5 separate regions of the Mus musculus genome follow, and regions 1, 2, 3 and 5 are each linked to region 4. The links are chromatin loops, found by intact Hi-C in ENCODE. Cell type or tissue: left cerebral cortex. All regions are shown on one strand.

Region 1 (5,000 bases), 75 kb after region 4:
CTCCGACCCCACCCGCAGGAGGATATAATTAAAACATGAGCCACAGTGGTTGGCTTCTTTTTTTCTTTTTCCTTTTTGCACAGTTTCTGGAGACCAAATGAATCCCCCTCTTACTGTATTAGTGCTTTACTGTGTCACATTCCCAGCCTCTGCCTATTATGTTCTTGCTTTTTGTTTATGTATGTGTGTGTGTGTGTGTGTGTGAGAGAGAGAGAGAGAGAGAGAGAGAGACTCACAGTGTAGGCCAGGCTAGCTTTGAATATCCAGCAATCCTCTTGCCTCTACCTCCTAGGTTCAAGGGTTATAAGTACGAGCCACCACAGCCAGCTCGGGATGTCCACTTCTAAGTGTTAAGTGGGCTTGCGGATGGGATGCAAGCTCATACATCTCCCCTGCAGCCATCGGAATTCGATTTTAGCTCCTCTTCAGAAACGAGCAGAATCAAAATACAGAATCTATTTTCATTTTGATAAAACAACCCTCCCCCCCCCAAAAAAGGCTCTATTTTCATAAACCTCAGATTCATCTGTAGGTCATTTAAAAATATTATTCTTTTTCCTTTGAAAACCCAGAGTCTGATCCAGTGTGAGGCCCTGTCCAGCTCCAAACAGCAAAGTCCAGCTGCCTGGCAGGAGGGTGAGGCTGCCATCCTAGGCCATTCACTTACCAGAATCCACAGCCTGGACTCGGACCGGAGAGTCACAGCAGATGGTGAAGCCAAAGCCGTCTTTGCCCCTCCGGATGGTGATCTAGGACATAACCTTGTCCAGTTACTCCAGAGTTTCAAAACTGGGAAGCCTCTAAGCTCCACCCAGAGCCACCTTCCTCTCCACAGGGAGTCAGAGCTGAGAAGGAGTCAGCCAGCCTCCTCTACCTATCTCTGACCCACCATCTTAACCCTGACTTATGCAAAGTCAAGCAGAGAGCAGAATGGATGAGATCAAGGAAAAGGGAAACCCGTTTTCCTCTTGGTCCTAACAGCCCCAACCCTTTACCCAAGAGCCGTCTGGAATTCTACCTCCTCTCCCCACTGAAGACCAGCTTCCTTTCCCACGGAGGTCTTGGGATCTAAGCCCATGGTTTGCCTTGGGCTAAGGACACACACTTTATTTTATTTAGAAATCAAGCCAAGCGGGTGGCCGCCCTCCCTGAGGGCCAGGCAGGAAGATGTAGCATGTTCTCTCTTAGCCCATGGCCAAGTGTCAGCTGAAGAGTGATGGGGTTCACAGGCACGGGCAGAGCCGCAGCCTCCTGGATAAACCTGTACTAGCCACGGGCTTCATTCTGCCTACAAAGGAGTATGGGTGTGGGAGGCCACAGTCTGTTTTCAGAGGTCCGATCAAAGGACCCCCTCCACGCCCGCCCATCTTTGAAAATGATTTAGTGCAGTGGTTCTCAATCTTCCTAATGCTATTAATGCTACTACCCTTTAATACAAGTCTCGGGTTGTGACTCCAACCATAAAATTATTTTTGTTGCTGCTTCGTAACTGCAATTTTGTACTGTCAGGAACTGTAATGTAAATATTTGATATGCAGGATATCTGAGATCTGACCCCTGAGAAAGGGTTAGGGTCGAGACCCACAGGTCAAGAACCGCTGGCTCAGCAGTTAGGTGCATAGACACTGACTCTTGCTAATACTAGCTCTTGGGTTCTATTCCCAGTCTCCAAGTCAGCTCACATTTGCCTATAACTCCAGCTTCGGGGGGAATCCAACACCTCTGACCTACACATGGCCAGGCACACATATAAGCATAGTTTAAAATAAAATTAAAAAAAATTTTTTTAAGACAAAATCTTCCAAAAAACAAAAAGAGCGATTCTGTGTGCAGCATGGCCCACTGGCTCATTCAGATTACTTAGGTCAGAAAAATGGCTTCAAGGGGGAGTCCCAAGATACCCCTAGGGCAGGGAAAGACCAGGGTGAGTCCCAATGAGGCACAAAGAGAAGGTGTCCTGGACAGAGACGGGGAGAGGAGGAAGGCATCTCCGAAAGCCTAGCACAGGTCAGGCAGGGCACAGCCGCATGCAGAGCCTTGAGCTGTCTCTCAGGGCTGGGCACTGTATTCACCTGCTGGTAACCCAAGGCCAGGCATGAGGAAGGGGAGCAGGCGGGAGCCCAGGGTGACCAAAGGTCCCCAGGCTCTGCTTCCCACCAGTCCTGGGCCTGGATTCAAAGCAAGTTTGTAAAACAGGAAATCTGACAGACAAGCGGGGGAGGGGGAGGGAGGCAGGAAAATACCCTATTCCCATAAGAATTCTGGGAAAACACATAGCTAAGACAGGAAGAGAAGGAAAAAAATATGGAAAGAAAGCAAAACAAAGCCGGGAGTGAACGTGGAGAGCTGGAGGGATCTCGAGTTGCCAATCCAGCAGAGGCCCAGAGAAGACAGCAGGAGCCACTCTGTGGGGCTCACAGGGAACTTGGGACCTACCTTCCACACCACACAGGACTACTTCTAGCCCTGCCCCAATCTTATGTCACAGGGCGCTGAGGATGGCCCCTCCTGTCTGGAGGGTAAGCCCCAGATCCTTGGTCTGAAGATAAATGTGGCGCTCTGGCACTCTGGTCCGGCCAGGGCCAGGAGGCTCTTCACCGCCTCCTGAGTGCCACCTCGGAGAACAATCCTACCCCATTGGCTAGCAAAGGAGTGACGGGAAAGGGGCTAGAAAGGAATGAGAGCATTGCCCAGGTCTGTGGGAGGAGCAGGCTGCAATGGAGGCCTCTGAGCACACAGAGTAGTGTCCAAAGAGTCAGTCCTCCAAGACAAGAGTCTGTCCTAGACCCCAAAGAATACGGCTTCAGCAAGCCCATTTTACAGAGAAGGTAAGCAAGGCCCAAAGTGAGGGCATACTCCCCCCAGCGATCCTCTCTGACCTTGGGCTCAAGAAAGGGGACAGCCCTCTCCTGACTCTGGAACCTCAGCAGGTCCTGTCAGGTGCCCTTCCCAGGGTGGCTCTTTCTCTTGCCTGTCAGGGGCAAGCACTGCCGCCCCTCCCGAGTCTCAGCTATGCCAGCACCTGAAGAGTATCTGACGTTCTGTCACACGTGGGCTCCTGTCCCTAACTGCCAGCATTTATTACCTACTCCCTGGAGGTGAGCAGCAGACACAAGACTTTATAGGGGTCACCTTTTCCTCCCACGGGCTTGACCATATGTCACCACTCCTGTTTTAGGGACAAGCGACTGTAAGCTGCTCAATAGATCAGTTAAAGGGGACCACAGTGGGCTAGAGCTCTGGTCCCACAGAAGGTCTAGTATGTTCAATGCTGCCCCGGCGTCGATGTGGGAGCCATCTTACCCTGAGTCCAGCCCATGCGTGTACCAGGTCCCACTCTGGTCACCAGCACATTCCTGTGCCCTGGCCCCTGGTCCCAAGAACACCTGGGATTTCATTACCTCCTATCCGGCGCTCACCCTGTCTTATGTTTATAAACATCTAAATGTTCTTGCCACAGGGACTAACTTCAGGAAAGTAGGGAGCATAGATTGAGGTCAACGGTGCAGGAAAATGTTAGAAAGAACATCTGGGTCCCCAGTGATGGAGGCAGGTGCCGGGGGGGGGGTGGGGGTGGGGGGGAAATGGGCCTCTGCCTGTGACCTATACACTATAGAGTTAAGCTCCAGATTCTAAAGAGGGTCTTCTCTGTATTTTTTACAGTCAGGGCAATTCGTGTGGTCCCTCCATCTTGGACACTACACAAATCTGGATATATTTTACCTTCATCCCTACTCCTGATCCCCATTCCTATGTATAAGAAATAAAAGTGGGCTGGTGAGATGACTCAGCAGGTAAGAGCACTGAGTGCTCTTCAGAAGGTCCTGAGTTCAAATCCCAGCAACCACATGGTGGCTCACAATCACCCGTAATGAGATCTGACACCCCCTTCTGATGAGTCTGAAGTCAGCTACAGTGCACTTATGTATAATAATAAAAAATGAAGCTTTGGGCTGGAGCAAACGGGGCTGACCGTAGCAAGTGGGGTTGGCTGGAGCAAGCAGAGATCCTAAAAAATTCAATTTCCAATAACCACATGAAGGCTCACAACCATCTGTACAGCTACAGTGTACTCACATACATACATAAATAAATAAATCTTAAAAAGAAAGAAAGAAAGAAAGAAAGAAAGAAAGAAAGAAAGAAAGAAAGAAAGAAAGAAAGAAAAGCTAGTTCTAGAAGAGTCTTTGGGGTGAACGTGACCATCACTCCTGACTCTTCCCTGCCTCCCAGCCCAGGAGCTAAGAGACAGATGCAGTGAAGTTGGCCTCCAGAGCCACAGCAATCCCGGAGTCACTTCAAGGCAATGGTGGCAGCCGGGAGGAAAAGATACACATACGCTTACAACACACCTCACCTAGATGCACACACCAGTACACACAAGGGACATCATGGGTACCGCTGCCCACCAGAAACAGGAAAGTCAGCAAAACTGCAGCTTTCGGGAGTCCCTTAGCCCCCCAGCCCAAACCCAGCACCACTAATCTCAGACCTGACATGGCGCTTTTTTTATTCCAATCACCTCCTCCTAGATAATAAAAGCAAAAGCAAAAACCAAGCAGCAACAGCTAACTCATCTCATCAAGGATCCCAGGCAGTGGATAGGAAAACACTCAGAACTGGCCTCAGCTGCCTATAACCCGGGGCAGTAGGTAGCAGGCTGGGCCATGGGACCAACCCCTGTCTCTAATGTGCCTGCAGGGAACAGGGGGAGGCATAGATGGGCTTGTGGAGAGAGAGATTCTATATGGATGAGCCCCATCCCTGATTCCCACTATCACAGTACCCAGGGGATCAAGCACCCACCTGCCGGTAGCGGCGTTCTGAACACACTTTGCAGAGCCCATTGAAGCGGTTCATGGCTGCGGATCCTGCCTCGGCTGCCTCCCCATGAAAACCCAGCTCTCCCCCCCCAGTAGCGGGAGCCCACACTGCACCCTGTCAGCCTGGCATGACCGCCCTGGGAAGCCCGCCTCTCAGAAGAATGGCAGGAAATCACC
Region 2 (5,000 bases), 420 kb before region 4:
TGGCTGGGGCTCAGAAGGTAAGTTCCCGGGAAGTGCCAGAGATGTGTGTGTCCAGTTATAATGGGATGGAGGGGGGGGGGTGTGCTCTGCGTGGGTTCTGCTGGTCTCTGGGCCTTACCTGCGTGGGACTGCATGTGCTCCAGCAGGTTGCTGTAGAACTGAAACTGGATCCCACAGGCGCCGCACGTGTAGGGTTCTGGGGAGACAGGTGGGCATGTGACAGGTGGTCCATACTCAGGCACCCTGACACTGGGCTGCAGGCAGCTTCGAAGGTGGGGATCCAGGTGCATACTTGGGGCCCTGGGCCCAGCCTGTTAACTGGCCTGTCCACTAGCTTGGAGACAGAAAGGCCAAGGAGAGGCAGGAGCAGAAAGAGGGGAAGCCACACAGATATAGGCTGCTAACTCAACGGGCCTGCTGCTTCCTGGGCGCTTACTCCGTGGCAGGCACTGTTCTGAGCACATGGGAAGGACAACATCCAGGCACCAGGAGCTCCCAGGAAACAGACTCTGCCCCTTGGGATTCACAGCTTAACCCTCTGCCCGTGGGACCACACGAGCATCACTGTTCATGGAGGAAACAAGATGCACGCATGCACAGATGAATAAGGACACTCACAATGGGAGGGGGAAGCAATGAGAGAAAGAGGGGGGAAGCGAGGCAGTGGGTACAACTGGATAAGCTGGAGGATGGGCTAAGTGGAGCAGGCAGCAGGGACACCAAAAGCTCAGAGTATTCAGGAAGCACACTAGTGCCTGGCAAAGAAGGGGGCAGTGGGAGGAAAGAAAGACCACACTGTTAGGTAGAAGGGGAGGGAAAGAGAGGGAAAAAGGTGGCTTGGAAGAGAAGTCCTGAGGCTGTCTGGATAATCAGAAGTGGGTAACCTGTCCCCCCTCCTGTGTGCTCAGGGTTCTACCTACCTGACCTCTCCACCCTCCGGAGCCCCTAGCATCCTCCCAAGGCTATTACTGGGACTAACCCTCAGGGTGGTCCAAGGCCTGTCTATACCTCAGGGAGGCCAGAGAGTCACTCTCTGCCCTGCTGTGCCCTCTTCAACCCTCCCATCAGGACCATCACTTACTCTGCAGGAGAGGGAAAGGGTTGGAAATCAGGGGACTTGCAGTTTCTGCAAAAGAGAAACAGTTTAGCTAAATGTTCCCCAGTCCGGGCTGTGAAGGCACCACAGCTGGTGAGCGAGCCAGGGGGCCCTCTTTGGAGAGAGCTCCTTGGTGGACACACAGTCTGTGTGGGAAGGTAGGTGAGAGGTGCTGGTAGAAAGGCACAGCCATCAGAGAAGGCAGTGTCACTTGATATCGACCAAGCCTCAGGGTGCTCTGACAGTGAGGCTCTGTGACCCAGGTATGATGCTCATATGGCCACGCACTTAGCCACTTGGTTGTCTTCTGGCAAGCCCTCCTACTGTCTGGCATTGCCAGAGAGTGGGGCTGGTAAGCCTTCAATATAGCAGGCAGCAAAGTGGAGTGCAGGCAAAGTAGGAGGGTCCTGGCTCCACCTGTAGTCTGGGGGACCTGGGGCTACAGTGGACTTATCCTGAGCCTCAGTTTCCTCATCCAGAAAGTGGGAGTAACAGGAACACTATCCCCACAGGACTGTGGCAAGGGTGAAAACAGACGCAACACACAGAGCTCGGAACACATGCCAGCCACGTCGTAAGTGCTCAATGAATGGTGGCTGCCAGCGCAAGCAGCAGCCCATGACAGTGCTGTCCCTGCATAAACGTTAGCCCTGGTGGCAGTAGAGCTGTAAGGGGTGCAGCATGGCTTGGGTGGAGAGCCCAGGGTATGACAGGAGACACGTTCTAGCTCCAGGCTGCCACTTAATCCTCTGTGGCCCCGGGCAGGTCATGCTTTCCTCCTAGACCAACCAATTACAGAAGCTCTGAGGGTCACAGTGATGACCCAAGTGGTACTTGCACCAAGTGCTTGGTTTACACCAAGGTAAAACAAGCCAAGCAACGCCCAAAGCAACACTCCCTCCCCTCCTCCTGCCTGTGTTCTCTGGGGCTGTCCGTGCTCCTCAAGCTACTTGCAGCCGAGGAGGAGTTGGGACTCATCTAGACCACTCACTGGAGCCAGAGGAGCAGGGATCAAACTTGGGTTTGAAGGAGCTTGGGTCTACTACTAGGCAGAAGCCTCCATCTGGTATCTGTGATCCGAACGAACCATTTGCTGAAGCCCATGTGGCCAAGAAGCACCCACTACAGGTATGTACCAGGCAGTGTCAGCACAGTGGGGCATTCACTCAGGCCTAATATTCAATGACATCAGCTTCATAGTGGCAGAAGACCTGTCCCCTCCTGTCCTGGCCATAACTGTGCATACATTCTTCCTGTCCCTTTCTAAGATAGGGATTGCTGGTGACCATCCACATTCCTGCCAAGGCTTTATAAATCCTGGAGTCCCAAGCTGTGCCAGTACAAGGCAGCCACCAGGTGGCAGCAAACACCACCAGGAGCTCTCAGGCCAAGCCATAGCACTGCAGGGTCTAGAAGAGACTCTCTTCTGTGGTATTGGGTACAGAACCTGGGACCTCTGGCTCCAGTATCACCCCATTTGCCTCTCTGGAAAGAAGCCTGCTACATATGGCACTACTCAGCAAATGGCTCTCTTAGGGTTACCCATCTGGGCTGGCGAGGTTGATGCCTGAGTTTGGGATTAAGGAAGTTCCCTGTCTGTGGGCAAGGGCAGAAGCCACAGACGGGCTCCTAGATATAATGGTCCCTTCTGCTTCTCATAAGCTCTGCTCTCTCTCTCTTTCCCTACCCAGCCCCTCTCCCAACAAGCCCCACCATGCATCAGAAGACCCCAGTCATAGGTACCTGCTCTTCTGTGGGAGGTGACACGTGATGCCACATGTCACACCACAGACAGACTCACCGCTGGAATTTTGTGAGCTGCTATTGGTCTCTTCAAAGTGGTTCTGTGCTTTGCTTTCTACTCGACGACTGAAGGTGTTTTCTGCTGGAAGGAGGCAGAGAGGGGGCGTGATATGGCACGGGGAATGGTCAGCTTGTCTGTCAGGGCTGAGTGGGCAGGAGGCCCATGGAGCTCAGAGAATGTGTGTCTGGGAGGTAGAGGGATGGAGAGGGAAAGGGTGACCTGCCCAAGGACACACTGGTGAAATGCAGCCGGCAGACAGGTCAGGGCCCCATTTTCTACTCCAGGATTGAGTCGCTGGGATGAGCTTCCCTGTTTTCTCTGGAAGATTCTGCTGCGACAGCTCCCAAATGAGGATTGAGGATGTCAGTCCATTTCCTGGAGGCAACTTTGACCCAACAAGAATCTCAAGGCATAAAGGATGTTCTGGGACAGAACATGTGACAAGTAGGGAGGGGTAGTTTCATACTTGCTCTGGGAAGGCCAAAGACTGTGTGAGGAGGGTCAGAACTTGCATGGGGAAGTAGGAACTCCTTGTCAGCCACGTCTAGTACCTTCCCCAAAGCTTACATCTGCAGCATCTCTCTGGAAACCCCACAATGCAGGGATGGACTCGGCCAAGCAAAACTCTATACTTATATCCCCACCCACACGAGCAGACAACAACCCAGCTCTTCTTTCTATGATGCTCTGGGTACTACAGAACACAGCTGATCCAGTACATGAAGGTCTCAGGAAAGTCAATTTGAGATACTCAGCCATCTCTGCCCCTTATACAGCTTGGATGAGGCTACCAATGGCTCCGAGACACTGACCAGAAGGAGAGTCGCTGGGCTTTAACTTAACCTGCACCCAAAATATAGGGATTTTTAAGGATTACATATCCTTCCAAGTGGTGCTGTTTGAAAATCAGCTGGAGAAACACCACTCAGCAGGTCTGTCCTACCCAACGAAGTGCTGAGTGATATGGATGACGGATGAGGCAGCCAGCCTGAGGCAGTTCCTATAGGCCTGCTCAGGTCTTCCATTTGCCTCAAACTCTCCCACAGCCTGTAGAGGCTTTGTGGCACTGTAAGGACCATGCTTCCTCTGTGTCCCTTACAGCTTGGTTGAGTACCTCCAGACAGCATGTAAGCTGGCAGAGGCCCATTCATTCTCTATCTACAGAGGGTGAGGGGCTCTCATTCTTGAGCACCTACTGTATACCAGCTAATCCTCCCAACACCACGAATGCAGTACGACCCATTTAACAGGCAGAGAGACACACTGAAGTTGTCAGGCTCCTGGACCCACTAGGATAGCACGTAAGGCTTTATCTGGGGCAGGTGCCTCCTCTGTAAGAAGGAAGGTCCCCTTCTCTGCCTTCATCTGTATTCATAGGGGAACAGGCAGGTAGGTATTTCAGGAGAAATATAAATCCATGTGTGTATGTCCACCTGCACACAAACAGCCATATTCTCCAGGATAATGACAGTGACAGTCTCGACCTCTCACACGCACCATTTCACAGCCCCTAACCTGGTGCCCTTGGATTTGACCATACAGTTTGCCCAGGTAAGATCCACCCCAGGGATTCCAAGTCTCACAGAGGCAGCCACTGATGTGCCCATGGTTTGCTTGACACTTGCCTGGAGACAGTGACATTCAATGACTGCAGTCTCCACAGACAATTCTCTGCAGATGCTACGGACCTTCAAAAGCTCAGCCACAAAGCTCAAGAAAAAGGGTAAAGTCAAGAAAGCCCTGACCCTACAATCTGGTGAGCCAATGTCTACCACCAAGGAGACCATGGTGGACAATCTAATTCTTTTAAGGTGCTGAGGATGGAACGCCAAGCAAGGTCTCCATAATTACTCTTATCACTGAGCTACCCCCCAACCCTCTTTTCTTACTTTAAGACAGGGTCTAACTAAGTTGATTAGTCTGGCCTTGAACCCACTCCATAGCCCAAGCAGGGCTTGAAATTTTGATCCCCCTGACTTAGCCTCCTACCTGCAAGCAAAAACACAACTGTCACAACACAGCATTTGAAAAATCCACACTTCAAGGTTGGTCGACTCCCCTCCTTTTGGGAAATATAAGCACAGTAAACACAAAACCACA
Region 3 (5,000 bases), 84 kb after region 4:
CTCCCGACTCCTAAGCTTTTAGTTTGGGGCTGCAGAGCCAAGTAAGGCCAGCTAAGTGACAGTGATGCAAAGAAGAGAATCCTGAGCCTGTGTCCTCAGCCAGCCTAAGAGGACTGCAATCAGTGTCAGTGCTTTCTAGCCCCATCCAAGCGTCTCCTGAGCCCAGAAGACAGATCAAGAGGACCCTTTATGGCATCCTGGCATCTGCCAGACTCAGCACTTCCTAGGGAGCCTAGGGGCTGCCAAACTCCCCTCTGTAAGGGAACCCAAACCCTCAGCCAGGCCAGTGACAACAGCAGCCTGTAATTTAGACTACCAACATCTACCTCAGTGGGACACAACATCACAGAGAGCAGCTCAAGCCAAGCATTTCCAGGGTCAACGTGACTATACCAGCCAGGGCCTTGGTGGGCTATTGCTTCAGGAGCTTCCCAGCAACTCACCTTGTCCGGAGTCAAGAGAGACCTCACCCCAAAGCTCATGCAGCCAATAAGCGTATGCTGCCTGGAAGGAGAGCAGAGAGTGAGTCTCCCACGGTCTGTTCAAGGAAGTCAAAGGTTCCACAGTCTACGCGTGGCTTCCTAAGAGCACCTCCGCCTGCTTCAGTTCCTTCCTTCTTCCCACTTTGTGAGGTGGGCAGAGAAGTTCTACTCAGTCTCTAGAGGAAAGCACCAAGCTTGCTCGGTCCCCTTCCCAAGGTCACAGAATACTTAGTATTGACTTCGGTCCCCTTCCCAAGGTCACAGAATACTTAGTATTTATTAGTCAGGTCCGAGAAAACCTGAGCAGATGCTGCACTCTCTGATGCCATGGGAGCTCAGGCTACCTTGAGGAGGTTAGCTGTCCTAGTGCTGGCTAGGTGGAGAGGGTTGTCCCCATCAGAGATTCTTAGCCACCACCTCAGCTGGGGACATGCAGTAAGCAGAAAGTTATGGGGCCTCCACTCACACAGCCTTGCCTCACAGCCAAGCAGGACCTTAGCAGTTCTCAGATGGCTGGAGTCCGAGTTCCAAACATACCTGACATACAAAAGTCACAATGACCATCTGACCGGACTGTCAACAGGGCAGGCAGGCACAAACCAAGGTCAGGCCTCATACATTGCCAGACTCTGGTGAGGGGTAGAGTTCGAACTGGGGCCTCTTGGGTAGCAGGAATTCAAAGTGCCTAGAGAATGTCCAACCATCACGAACTGATTGGCAGCTTTTAATAGCGATGCCATCGATGAATGCCAATGAAATGCCAACACTTGTTGGCGTATGCCAACCTGAAATTTCATGGAAAACAGAGCCACAAAAGAGAAACAATGGCTGTGTCTGGTAGGTGGGATTGTTAGCGATTTTTGCTTTCAAATCATCATAGGGGAACAGCCACTGCTTTTGCAATGGTATTTTTAAGGACCTCTGTTGTACCACACTCTACTTGAGCTTGATACTTGAGCCTTTTGTGAGTTTTGATTCTGCTTTGTTTTTCTTCCCTTCCTTTCTTTCTCTAGCTCTCAACTCAGATTTCTTTGTAGACTGGTTTAATTACTATCTAGAAACAGCATACGTATTTAGACTGGAGCATAGCCCTGGCAGCCTAGTTCTCACTATCTGAGAGACCCACGGAGAGCATCTGGCCTGCCCCGATTGGCAGGGGGAGTTGGTAAAACTCCCTGCAGATGTACCTCCCAGGAAGCCAGTCTTCAGGGGTCAGGCCCAGGAGGCAGTTCTCAGCAGCCTCAAAGGGCTGCCTACAAAACCTGCCTTGAGACTTTGAGCTGCAGAGTTCGTGCCTAGATCCAAACGCAGTTAGTTCAAGGTAGCGTCTGGGCATGGGAGCACAGGGAAAGCTCTCCAGGGATTCTACACGTACCCACCCATGGTCAAGGCGAGGTCGAGAAGCTTCCATAAATACATATTGTTTGGATTCTCCGGAAAGGGTGGCAGCTTGCCACCTGATAGTTGTAAGCACAACAAAACTAGCTTCTCCCAGGCACCCAAGCCAAGTGAGGGGCAGGGGCATGGAGCACTGCCACCTGCCTGTCAATCCATGTTCTGAACCATAGCCACGGCTATCTCACTCCATGGCATCATTGGCTGCTTCTCTAGCAGTGACTCGTGGCTACCTCCTTCTCCTTGTCCCCGTCATACAAGGCCCCATTAATGATTTGCTCAAGGAGGGTAATGCAGTCACCCTAACTAAGTACCCCTTCACCTTCCTACCCTGCCGTTCTGAACACTCTTCCCTCTTGGAAGCAGGCTAGACTGCCACGGCAGCAGACATCCAGATAGCTGCCATTCAGGGATAGCCTTTAGAGACTCTACCAATGTGCTCCTAGCAAGTTTGTTTTTCTCGTCAGCACATTTGGGAGAGTCCTGGCTGCCAGTGAGGTAAAGTACGCTCTGCACTCAATGCTGGCTGCCGCTGTAGACTTCCCTGTCTCCAGGCTTGGGCTTTCGTCGTAATAAACATTGCCTCCCCCTGCTCTGCTGTAAGTGGAATTTTTATTCCCTGGTGCTTAGAGAATGCTAAATGGTTAATAGCCTCCCTTGAGCTTTGCAGCCCTGCTAAGGGGCCTCCAGTGATTTCATGATCGTTCAGGCAGAGTAAACTGTCACAATTAACGTCCACAAGCAGGGACCTCTCTCGGAGTGTTCTTCAATTAGCTACTTCTAAAGGCTGCTTTGAAAACCCTTTGGAGGAAGAACTGCTTATATAAGTAGCCTGAGCATACGGCAAGGCACCGACCAGCCGGCTTACCAACTTGGGCCCTCACAGGAGAGGATGGCAATTTCCCTCCGTGAAGAGGCTCTGGAACCATGCCTCGGTCCCTGCCTACTGCCAAGGCTCCAGCTCCAGGCTTCTGCACTCGGCAAAGGCTTGACAAATGGGGGAATCCATCACGCCCATGGTTGGCAGGCGCTGGGCATGGAGCCCCAGTGTTAAGGAAACATGACAAATAGGCAGGAATTTAAATAGCAGTTCAAGACAGCAATACAGGGCCTGGCACTAGACAGAGAGAGATTGACAGATGAACAGCGAGGGCAACAAGCTATGGAGGCACAAGAGGTAGTTGGGGCATGGGAGCTCACAGGACGCCTCCTGAGCAGAGCCAGAAAGAGGAGGAGGTGCATCTCAGAGAGCCAATACGAGGCTCAGAGGCAACTTTATGGAGTGCGCAGCAGAACTGCTCAGCTTGCCGCAAGACGAGACTTATTACATCCTGGGGGAAAGCACATTAATCTACTCATTCAAGAGCCTTAAACGATTTTGTTTCATAGGGTTTTATGATTTTTATTTCTAGTTTGATGCCTTAAACTGAGGACATATGTTTTCTATTCACTTTTTTTCTTTGTGTTACGTGCATGACCCATCCATCACTGGTCATAAGCTTTCTGATATCAGGTCACTCTATCCTTGACAAAGATCCTGTCCATAGAAGGGTTAAAGGAGAGGCTGCCCCAGAGTATTGAGGGTGCTATCTGACACAGGACAAAAAAGACCTTGCATATATGCAGCCACAGGTTATCAAATAAGATTGTATTCTTTAATTACATATGTATATATTGTATGTATATATGTGTGTGTGTGTGTGTGTGTGCTTTTCTTAAATTTATTCATTTCCTTCCATAATGGTCTTTCACATTGATGAGTCAAATGTCTGTCTTTCAGGGGAACAGTTACATCTCTCTCCAAAGTTGTTCTCTGGGTACAAGTTCAGAAAGTGCTATAAACAATATTAGAAGCTCCAGTTCAGCTTCCGCTTATCATCCAAGAGGACTTCCAAATGGCTTAGCTCCATGTTCAAAGCACTGAGGAATTAGACAGATTACTATCATTCTGAGTGTGATTGTGTCTTCATGGTTCTGTGTCTTTAGGAGTTGTCATATAGACAGACAGACAGATAGACAGACAGACCGAGAGATACTGATAACATAGGAAAGTGATACACTGGAGGAGGGAGAAATGGGTGGGGCCCAGAGGAAGAAAACTACATAGTGATAAAGGATGGATTGGCGCTATGCATCTCTGGGGGTTCATACCTGCCTTCTATCTTTTTTTTTTTTTTAAGATTTATTTATTTATTATATGTAAGTACACTGTAGCTGTCTTCAGACACTCCAGAAGAGGGAGTCAGATCTCGTTACAGATGGTTGTGAGCCACCATGTGGTTGCTGGGATTTGAACTTCGGACCTTCGGAAGAGCAGTCGGGTGCTCTTACCCACTGAGCCATCTCACCAGCCCCCTGCCTTCTATCTTTACTTATCTTTGAAAAGGTCTATACTTTTGTTTGTTTGTTTGTTTGTTTGTTTGTAACTGCTTAATATTCACAGAAGTCTGAAATTGAAATAGAAAGCCCTGGAGATGGCTGGATTTTACAGATAAGGAAACTGAGGCATGGAGCTGGGGAAGGGCAGGTCCACAGTCATACAGCCAGTGAAAGTGGCTCTCCTTAGCTCCTGCCGAGATGCTGACACCCGCAGCTGAGCTCTGCAGCTCCCCTTCCAGGATTCTATGTGCCCATGTTGGGTGGTGTGGGCACAGATGATAACTTCAGGCCCCCTCACCCCCACTCTCCACCATGTTCTGTCAGGACAAGGCCTCTCACTGAAGCTGGAATTAGGCAGGCAGCTGGGAAGCCCCATCATCAGTCTCTAAACCCCACAGTGCTAGGGGTTATAGGCTTGTGTGCTGCAATGGCTGGCTTTTTCCCTGTGTGCTGGGGATTCAAACTCGGATCTGCAGCCACCACGGGGAGGACCTCTCCTCTCCTTCTTGGTGCCTGCAGGTCTCAGAACGTGCCCACTGCACATTCGACTAGGTGGCCTATAAAGCTCCACTACGTGTATTGAGGAAACATCTCAAGGTTGGAGGAGCAAGTCACTGACTGGGAAGAGGAAGGTTTTGGAGTCATTTGTCATGTACAAGAAGTAGGCCAGTGCACTGGGATGTGACCACAAGCACATCCAACTGCCTGGATTTGCAGCTAACTTTTTTTTTCCTTTCCCTACAT
Region 4 (5,000 bases):
CCAATGGGCTGGAACGAGGGGCACCTACTCCTTCATGGTGTGCCGCCTCTGTAGGTTCCCATTGCGTGTGAGGTACATGCCTCGGAGCATCTCTGAAGAGTCCCCCCACCTTGAGACTCAGGATGGTGTGAACTGAGCGGCCTCAGGCTCCTGCCTCCCACCGAGTTCCTAGGCTTTCGAGGTAAATGTGCACCGCAGAGAGCTGGAGCTGCGTGCACTCTGTCTCTGGAATCCTGGCCGGATGACTGGACTTCAGGCTCAAGCCCGGCTGGGACTCAGACAGGCGGAGCCAGGAAATGGGAGGGACCAGAGGGGGGCAGCAGAGAAAAACAGCCCTGCTGGCCAACCCTGAGAGGCAGCGTGAAAGGGGCATGTGTTTGCAAAGGACAGCCCCTGGGGCCAGCCCCCGGCAGAAAGCCAGACCCAGTTATTTGTGACCCACCTCCCTTGTTACCATGGCAACAAGGGAGGCAAGTCAGCAAATTGCTGGGCAGGAAGGAGGGAGAGAAGGAGGCTCTGCCCACCAGGGTGGCAGGACTAGCTATTTTTAGCCAAAAACCATTTTTAGCCAGGCTGCTCCTCCCAGAGGCAGATTTTAGCCTTCAGGAAGCTACTGGTGAAAAAAGGGTTAAAGACCCCTTGTTCTATTTCACACCCCTAGTCTGTGATCCCCTGCCAGCTCCTGTAAGCTCACTGCTATCAGACTGGGCAGCCCATTATTATACAAGAGGCCCCAAAAGTTTTAGTAGTTCTAAGCTTGAATAACCTAACGTGTAAATGCTATAAACTTGTGTGTGTGTGTGGGGGGGGGGGTCATTGGATGGTTTACTTAATTTCTACATATTTAGTTTTGTGATTGAATATTCTTTTTTTTTTTCATTTTTGGTCTCTGCAATTCTCACAAAGCCAAGGAAACTTAAACTTTCTAGATAGTTTGTGGCATTTCTCCTTCTGAAGCTATCCAAGCCTAAATGCGCCTCTGAGATCACGGGTGGCACTATACCTGGTAGCAGCTGGCAGCTCAGCTCTGGAGACCGAGTCAAACCCAAGCTCCCCTCGTCTGCTGAGTTCAGCCCCTTAACCAATCTGGAAGTCAAGTTTCTTGCTTGTCTAACAAGGATGATACTCCTGTTACCTGCTGGGGTGTTCAGGATACTAGGGTGTGGCAGGCATACAGTGCCAGGCACAAAGGTGTTGGGACCTAAGAAGCTGCTGTCACACCTGTTCTGGGGTTCAGGAACAGCTGCCCAGAGACACCCCCACTCCACCACGGCTGCAGTAGGTTCTAAGTCAAGGAGTCCAGAGACCAGTGGCTCTCTGGGTCAGGATAGCAGCCCCAAAGCAGACTAGCCTCCCATCCTGGCTCCCATTCCTTTGAAACAGAGTCTGGACAAGTTAACTCACTTCTTCCTAAGTCTGTTTCCTTTTGTAAAACGAGGATGTGGCACACAAAAAGGGCATGCAAAGTATGATCACCTATGCAACACCTATAGAACCCAGCACAATGAACACTGGCTGTTGTGTCCCAATCAGATGCTAAGAGAACTGTCTAAGCTTTGAAGAATGTGAACTCCAGACGTTCAAAAGATGATGCCCACTTTTAAAGGCAACTACAGAGTGTGGATCTGAGGCAGTTCCAGAACTCCGGACACCCACCCTTCACCACCACCTACTGCTCTCCCAGGTGCCACCGGCAGCAGCTCTGACATTGTATGGATACCTCCTTCCAGTCCCCATCCACCCAAACTGCAGCTAAATGGGGGAGTGTCCCAGCAGAGGATGGCTGCTTGTACATTTCACTGCCTCGGGCTACAGTCTGAGAGAAGCCCGCTGTTGGGGATAAAACAGAAGAGGGCAGAAAAGCTGGAGAAAATGGTTTCCTAGACCAGTGGGCTCCCGCCCAGGTCTGAGCTAGGAAAGAGGGTCACTAAAGGCATCACGCCCAGGGAAGACGCCTCTCCGCTTCCCCCAGCTCTAATTCTTTCTTATCTGTTACTGAACCTGGAGGCAGAGGTTCCTTCCCTCTGGGGGATTGTGTTCCTACTATGAGCCATGCCCCCACAGACTTCTCTCTGTGAATCTGCTCCTCAGGAGCCTCAAGACTGAAAGTTTGAGGAAACCTAACGAGAGCATCGCCTGTCCCTCACAAGCCAGAGACCTCATTAACTGGCACCAGAAATAAACCTTCACAAGGGTAGGGAGCCTGGGCTGGGCTGGGCTGGCCAGAAAAACTTGCAGAGAGCATGGCATAGTGTAGCTAGGCCAGCAGTGCCCCCTTCTGGCCATGCCTGAGACTGTTCACTTTCAGGAAGTCCAGAGACTTGTCAGTTCAGCTCTTTGTATGCCAAGGACTTTTATAAATCACTGCTTGGCTCAGAGGCTAGGCTGGGCCAGGGATACTTAGTTCCTGCCTAGCTCTGAGAAAATAAACTTTCAAGATCCTAATGATTTATCCTGAGTCTTCAATAGCTCACTGCTCCTTAGTATCTGTCTGGGGGTGTGGGTGGGGCTGGAGTGCAACCCTACTTCTCCCAAGTCTGGGGTAGAAGAGAAGGAATGTCAGGAGACAATCAGGATCGTCCCAACCTACATGTTTTTGCTCTTTCTCTTCCGGGAAGCTTCATCACATTCTGTGAGGTCAGTCCCACTCATCTGCAGAGAAAACAGAGATACAATGTTGTCTGGGTACCCAGGACACAAGGCTCCAGCAGCAGCCTGCAAGCAGCCCAGTGATCCCCAGTGCGCCATCTCTGGCAGAGCTCCCAGATCAAGCAGTCGGCTTCTTCCTGGTTTGTGGGGAGAATCAGAGGGACATTTGACACTGGGAACAGAGGATCCCGTCAGGCGCCATGGCTGGCAAGTGAGCAGGGGTCTAGACAGACTTCTGCTCTGTGATTTGGCTGGTCACTGCCTCTTTATGATTCTTCACATCTCAGTTTCCACAACCAAGATCCTGATGGCTATCTCAGGACTCAGGGTGTAAGGAGACTGAGAGCATCCCCATTGCCTTAAAGCACTCCAGGGCTCCCTAGTACTCTTGGGATAACATCCAAAACACCACATGGCAGAGAATCTATCATGGGGCTTGGTACGACCAGTTGCCACATCATCAGTAAATTGCCAGGCCAGCACCTATTCTAGAAGCTCCCTCCTCTGCCCCAGCCCAGCAGAGTGTTTGCTGCTGTCCTTAGTGACTCTCCTTCTTAAGGCATAGCTTAAGGCACCGTAGCCAAGCAGCACCGATGCCTCTGTCCCCAGGAATCCTTTCATGCCCTCTTTATCTCTTTTAAGGTCCCCACCACACCCAAAATGGTTTGTCTGAACCCTCTTCTGCTTGGCTCTGAGTTTCCATTGGAAGCCTCGGACTGGTCACCTTCATATGGTCAGTGTGGTAGGAGCACACATTTGCCAGATAAATGCATCCAAGAAGATGCAGCCTGAGACACTGCATTTAGGAGTCCTCGCTGCTGGATCCAGAACCTCCAGTTTCATTCCTGTGACCCACCCCAGCCTGCAGAGTCTATAGCCCCAGCTCCCTGACTTTGCCAAATTGTTCCTCCTGCATGAGAGACCCTATCTCTTGTAGCCTCCATCTCCTCGCAGCCTCACACCCTTCATCTAGCTTCTGTCTCATTAATCCTCCTAGAAAGTCCATAAGTAGTAAATAGAGGCTCATTGCCACTTGCCCAAAGGACCTGAACCACTTAAGACAGAATCCGCCTATGTAAATTAAAAACTGTCCACCAGAGGGCGGAGCACTCAAGTGCCAAAATGGCACAAGGTGACTGTTTCCAAGGAAAGACTCAGCAAAAAAAACTGCCTCCTTCCTGAATCAGTTGCCACACCAGAGCGTGGAAACATGTGTGTGTGTGTGTGTGTGTGTGTGTGTGTGTGTGTGTGTGTGTGTGTGTGTGTGTGTGTGCGCGCGCGTGCGCGCGCGCGCATACATGCACCCAGGAACACACACCATGTCTGGAGCCAGTCCCAGCATATGTGCTGCTTCTACCAACTTGGAAGACGTTATTTTTTGTTTGTTTGTTTCAGCAGATGCCTAGGGTGGGTTAGCAGCCCAAACGGGCAGAAGATTGACCAGGATGAAATGTGGGTCCCAGTCATGGACATCTTGGCACCCAAAATGCCCTCAACACTTGGCCGACCCTGCTGTACCTGACTCACAGAGACACAGGCTCTGCAGTTGTGCTAGCCTACCTCAGCAGTGCTCGGAGCCCCCACCCGTGGGAAAGGACCCACAGAGCTGGGTTTCCTCCCATTCTAACCTCGGCTTCCGCACTTTATCAGCCCCACACAATGGGCCTGGGGACCACTCCCGCCAGCCACCACCCCCAGTCTCTACCCAGCTGGGAAATGGGCTCTTCCTTCCACTACTGGGGGTGGGGTGGGGTGGGGTCATCTTCAGTAGTCCTAGTGGGAAGCTCTGACCCCGGGTTTTGGCTTTCAGGCACCTAAGAAACCTTGGCACTAAAAGGGGACAGGGGCCTACAACCAGGAAGAAAGACCAAAAACTAAGCCAGACAGGGCTTCCTGGACCCTAGTGCCTCCTCAGTATCCACATTGGCTGCAGCCTTGGGTCTTTGGAGGTGTTAGCATGACCCCCAAGATCATCCTCCTTCAGCTGCGACAAGGCTGCCCAGGGCCCAGCTGGCAAAGGGGCAGCTTCTTCTACCTGTCCCTACCCCTCCTCCATGACCCTGCCCTGCTGCAAGCTGAAGTGAGCCCGGAGTCACTGGCCCTCCCTGAACTCTGGCAGGGATCCCTGGGGCCTGCCTGGCCTCACCCTGCCACCTCTGGGACTGAGAGCTCTCAGTCTCCCGGAATAATAACTATAATTCTTATTGTCATTACCCCTATAATTACAGTCGTGATTAAGAGTGTGGCTTCTAAACAGCCTGGATTTGAATCCTAGCTCAATCCCATATTAGCTAATTGACCTTAGCTGTGTTCCATCTGCTTGCCACGTCTGCTCCCTTCATTGGCAAAAC
Region 5 (5,000 bases), 140 kb after region 4:
CAGCCTGGTCAACACAAGGAGTCCCAGAACAACCAGAGCTACATAGTTTCCTAACTTCGAGGAAAGCCTCATGCTCAGGCTCCCTGGTCCCTCCACAGCTTCACATGGCCACTGGATCAAAATTAAAAAAAAAAAAAAAATCACAGGGCTAGAGAGATGGCTCAGTGGTTAAAAGCAATGACTGCTCTTCCAAAAGTCCTGAGTTCAATTCCCAGAAGCCACATGGTGGCTCACAACCATCTGTAATGGGATCTGATTGATGCCCTCTTCTGGAGTGTCTGAAGACAGCTACAATATACACACATACATGAAATAAATACAAATAAATCTTTAAAATAATAATAGGAATATAGAAATAAAGGAAGGAAGAACAAGTGAACAAAAGAAAGAAGACATGTTAGATGTGCATTTCACTAATTCACTCTTCACCCTGCATTCCTGGGCCCTCACAATGCCAGGCACTCCCCCCAAGTGTGGAGACACGCTGTGACACACTCAGAGCTCACAGTCTGGCAGTAGAGGGTAGCAAGAGCAAGCTGTGGCCCACCTGCCCCATAGAGGCCACGAGAAGAGAATGAAAGGGGGGACTCACTCTTACAGGTCCAGCTGGGGAAAGGCTTATTTCCAAGTTGGGGAACATGTAAGCCGAGACCTAAGAATGAACAGAAAATAGCCAAACAGGAAGGAAAAAAAGAATGTTCCAGGTTGAATGGAAAGTCCCGAAAAAATTTTAAGTCTGAAAATAGCACAGGACACGGCTCATTAGAAGAAGTCAAAATAAAAGCAGCCATGGTGGGAGCATACGGAGTAAAGAGGGAGCAGGCAAATGGGATAAAGCCAGTCCAGGTGGCTGTGCCCTGCGACGCTCATAAACCCAATGAAAGAGGCTGTGCTGATCTCCGGGCAAGGGACGGCTTTAGGGAAAGATGTAATACTTTCATGTTGGAAGGTGAGTGAAGGGGAGGAGGCAGTCTGTGTGGAGAACAAGGCTAGACTCAGATCAGGGAAATAGCCGAGGCATCAGAGTAGAGTGGGAGGGAGGGTGTGGACGATATGGCTAATGTGATTTGGTACTGATCTCGGAGGTGCTAAGACAAGGCGAGATGATGAGACCAGAGATGCTCACATAACCTGGACCAGTGCTTTTCCCACAGCAGTCGCTCAGCTGATCACTGTGCAGTGGAGGCTGGTGGGTAAGAAGGCTCCGTGGCTGAACGTGTGTGCTGTGCACTTGTGAGGATCTCACCACCCACAGGACAAGCCAGACTTCTCGCAGATGCCTGTAACTCCAGCTCCGAAGGATTTAATGCCCTCTTCTGGCATCCGCAAGTGCTCCAGTGCACTCACATGCGCACATACTCATCCAACCAGACACATGCACACACACACACACACACACACACACACACACACACAATCTTTACAACGATATTTATACCATAAATGACTTTACAACGAACCAGTGAATGAGAGGCAGAGAAAATTAACAGATAACTTTTCGTAATCCCTTCCAAGGCAGAAATACCTTTATACACTGTACAGACTCAAGAAAGAAGTCAAGAATGGTTTGAGACAGGATCTTGCTATGTAGCCCAGCCTGGCTTCAAACTAGAAATTCTGTCTCCAACTTCTGAGTGCTGGAATTATAGGTGTACTCCACCAAACTACACTCTACTGCTATTTTAGATATATTTTATATCTGTAAGTGCTTTGCCTGCACGTGTCTGTGCATGCAGCGCATGGCATCCAGAAGAGGCCGTCAGATCCCCTACAAATGGACTGACAGACAGTCATGAGGAGCATGTAGGTGCCAGTCCTCTGGAAGAGCAAAAAGCTCTTCACTGCTGTGCCATCTCTCCAGCCCCCTTTCTATGTAGTTCGTTTTCTGTCTCTGTGTAGGTACACATTTGCCACTGTGTGTGTGTGTGTGTGTGTGTGTGTGTGTGTGTGTGTGTGTGTGTGTGTGTAGGTCAGACTACGGTAATCCACAAAGATCAATTCTCTGCTTCCATCATGTGGGTCCTGGAGACTGAACCTAAGTTATCAAGCTTGGTAATAAATGCCTTTACCCACTGAGCCGTCCCACCAGCCCATTTCCTGTTTTTTAAAAGCATGTGTGACTTAGTCAAGATACACACAGGCTCCCTGATAGTATCACACACCTACGATTCAAGCCCTTGAGAAGCAGAGGCAAAGACAATCTCAAACTAGAGGCTGGGCTAGGCTATATGTAAGACTGTTTCAAATGTTTTGCAAGTACACATAGACTTGGTTCTTTGTTTTCCTTTCTTCCTTTTGGTGCTAGGACTTAAACCCCGGCCAAGCAACATTACTCACACGGAGAGAGACAGACAGAGACAGACAGAGAGACACAGAGAGACAGAGAGAGTCAGAGGGAGGAAGGGAGGGAGAGACAGACAGATTCAAACAGAGAGAGGAGAGATTCGGAGGGAGGGAGGGTGGGAGAGAGAGAGACAGAGAGAGAGAGAGAGAGAGAGAGAGAGAGAGAGAATGAAAAACAGTATTAGTGCCTTAGGCTGCCTTTGGTATTTTCACCTCCCTGAGTCTGTCCTAATGATGTCAGGTCATCAATAGCTTTCAACTTCCCCAATTCAAAGCCTCTGGACTACAGAATTCCACATATTCTTGAAAGGGTGCTTTCAGTAATAATCTAAACTATTGAGATAGTCCATTCATTCGTCAGCCTCCTATTTGTCATTTGTAACCTGGTGTTGTAACCATGACAACAGGCTCAGCATCAAGGAGCTACCAGTCCCCTCAAGCATTTAAATTGGACTCTGTATACAAATTAGAAAACGTATCTTCTCCATTTAGTAACTGAAAATGTCTTTGTTGTACAGACACTGGCCGCAAAAGGTGTTGTTTTCATGACGTAATACCACCACCTAGTGGTTGCAACTGTCAAGACAGAGTGCTCAGGAGATTTCCTCTGCAGAGCTCTATTTCCAGGAAGTAACTTTCTACCACTTGAACCCTTCTTCTTTTTCAAGGTAATAAGAAAACTGGGTCAGTTGTGTTGGTTAATTTTCATCAACTTGACATAAACTAGAGTTATTTGGAAAGAGGAGTCTCAATTGAGAAAACACTTCCACCAGATTGCTGGTAGGCTAGCCCATAGGGCATTCTCTTAATTACTGATTGATGTTGGAGGGTTCAGCCCAGCCCTCTGTGGGTCTTGACAGCCTTGGACAGGTGGTCCTTGTGTCTTAGTTAGGGTTTCAGTGTTGTTAAGATACACCATGACTTTGGCAACTCTTATAAAGGACAGCATTTGATTGGGGCCGGCTCACAGGTTCAGAGGAGTTGTATAAGAAAGCTGGCTGAGCAAGCCAGGAGGAACAAGCCAGAAAACAGCCCTTCCCCACAGCCTCTGCCTCAATTCCTGCCTCCAGATTCCTGTCTAGTCAGTGATGGACAGTTACCTGCAAGTGTCTGTAATCCCAGCCCTTAAGAGACTGAGGCAGGAGGGACGCCATGATTTTGAAGCAATGCAGGGCTGCAGAGAGAGCCCCTGCTTCAAACCAACAACAAAAGGTAAATGAAGAGTTAGTTTCCTCTCTAACATGGGTTCTCAACCTTCCTAATGCCGAGACTCTTTAATACAGCTCCTCATGTTGTGGTGACCCCAACCATAACATTATTTCACTGCTACGTCATAATTATCACTTTGTTATTATTAGAAATCATAATGTAAATATCTGGTCGATAGGATATCTAATATACGACCCTTGTTCCAGGGTCATTCAACCTCCAAAGGGGTCGTGACCACAGGTTGAGAACCACCGATGCTGTAACGCATAACAGTACTCTGGTATTAAATAAACATTTGTTAATGCATAACAGAAGAACACAGTAGTTTCATAATCTGGTACTTCATGGCAACAAAAAGAAAAAAATTCTTTCAGATTCCCTTTGGCTCCAAAGGGCCTCTAATCATTTCCATCTAAAGGCCGGGGATATTTCTGTCCCTAATCTAGCAAGAAATTCTTTTAGGCATATTTGAATTAAACTGATTTTTTTAAGGGTCACTGGTGAAACCCTGACCCCTCCCCACCAAACTCAGTGCATCTTCTATAATTCAAAAATGAAAAACAGACTCTGTGGCCCCTGTGGCTAGGACAACACCCAAGCTGGACTCTGGCTCCAAGAGACAGTGTGGACCTAGGCTACAGGTGTATACAATGACCGCACACACAGATAAGCCTGGGCTATGTGTCACCAGGCTATGTGTCACCAGGAAGCACCATCCAAAACCAAAGCGAACTAAACCAAGTGGCCTCCTTCAAGCAGGGGCCAGAGAGTGGCACATGGCAGAGGTAGAGGACTGGTGACTACTTTCTTGGAAATATTAGCCTCTCACGACCATGTTTCAGGAGACTCGACTTCAAGTTCCCCTGTCAAATTATCAAAGCTAATCTCCAAGCTCAGAGTCTTACTTCAGCTTCCCAAAGCCCCGGGTGACAGGAAGTGTCAGTTAGCAGCAGTTACCTGGACCCTCCTTGGTCAGAACACTGCGAGGCTGAGGCAGGGGCTCTAACAGGATGCTACCCCCTTTGTCATTTCTTGTTTATATTGCTTTCTCCTTCCTTTCTGCTTTAGGGTGCCCCATCTCAGTTTACTTTAAAGAGCCAGAGAGCACTCACAGGCACTGTGGGGCAATCAACTGCTGACATTTTTTTGCAGAATGGAGTAGAGTTCGTTGCCTTCTGCATATGCGCTTGTATACTCTTAGACGAGTGAAGTTCTCAACCTTGGTCAAAGAAGCCTTTCTCCGCTATGGGTGATGGTCAAAGTGTGGGCTCATAACTAGTCACCGTACTGGGAACAGACGCTGAGTGCTTGGTCCCAGATGGGACATCTATGACACTTGCTCCAAGTCCCAGGGACGTCATCCAAAAGGGAGTAGATGGACTGTGAAGACCAAAGGATAGAGAAGAGGGGCCACTGCCCTCCTGACAAGATGTGGCCGTTTCGATCAT

What was found. Hi-C counts contacts between places; a loop is a spot of excess contacts. Peaks named below come from ENCODE experiments on the same cell type or tissue, not always from the same donor. Only the 100,000 strongest peaks of a DNase experiment are listed, where the experiment ranks them.
Region 1: a loop joins it to region 4, with 1.9 times the contacts of the local background. A loop is called at or near these places in 8 of 42 quality-filtered maps.
Region 2: a loop joins it to region 4, with 4 times the contacts of the local background. A loop is called at or near these places in 3 of 42 quality-filtered maps.
Region 3: a loop joins it to region 4, with 2.2 times the contacts of the local background. A loop is called at or near these places in 8 of 42 quality-filtered maps.
Region 5: a loop joins it to region 4, with 10 times the contacts of the local background. A loop is called at or near these places in 41 of 42 quality-filtered maps.

The regions. Positions count from the first base shown.
Region 1 is chr4:62,619,594-62,624,593 of GRCm38, reverse strand. It overlaps Rgs3 (regulator of G-protein signaling 3), which reads right to left and starts at 4,922. Exons shown (of 16, transcript NM_134257.3): 1 at 4,807-4,922; 2 at 668-749. The coding sequence starts at 4,860. In left cerebral cortex, a CTCF peak has its summit at 2,080; no DNase peak of the experiment used is centred here; H3K4me3 peaks cover 1,327 bases; H3K27ac peaks cover 3,118 bases.
Region 2 is chr4:63,116,527-63,121,526 of GRCm38, reverse strand. It overlaps Zfp618 (zinc finger protein 618), which reads right to left. Exons shown (of 15, transcript NM_028327.1): 12 at 2,898-2,981; 13 at 119-196. Among named protein-coding and RNA genes, the nearest start is that of Ambp, 35 kb to the left of the region's middle. In left cerebral cortex, a CTCF peak has its summit at 2,444 (motif pointing right); DNase peaks (open chromatin) are centred at 2,457, 2,978 and 3,548.
Region 3 is chr4:62,610,805-62,615,804 of GRCm38, reverse strand. It overlaps a transcript of Rgs3 not described here. Among named protein-coding and RNA genes, the nearest start is that of Rgs3, 6.4 kb to the left of the region's middle. In left cerebral cortex, a CTCF peak has its summit at 2,013; DNase peaks (open chromatin) are centred at 1,633, 2,429 and 2,844; H3K27ac peaks cover 1,568 bases.
Region 4 is chr4:62,694,923-62,699,922 of GRCm38, reverse strand. It overlaps Rgs3 (regulator of G-protein signaling 3), which reads right to left. Exons shown (of 16, transcript NM_134257.3): 12 at 2,591-2,652. Among named protein-coding and RNA genes, the nearest start is that of Gm11210, 26 kb to the left of the region's middle. In left cerebral cortex, CTCF peaks have their summits at 341 (motif pointing right), 2,285 (motif pointing left) and 3,739 (motif pointing right); DNase peaks (open chromatin) are centred at 1,667, 2,269, 2,748, 3,754 and 2 more places; H3K4me3 peaks cover 721 bases; H3K27ac peaks cover 2,145 bases.
Region 5 is chr4:62,559,340-62,564,339 of GRCm38, reverse strand. It overlaps a transcript of Rgs3 not described here. Among named protein-coding and RNA genes, the nearest start is that of 4933430I17Rik, 36 kb to the right of the region's middle. In left cerebral cortex, a CTCF peak has its summit at 2,916 (motif pointing left); a DNase peak (open chromatin) is centred at 2,901.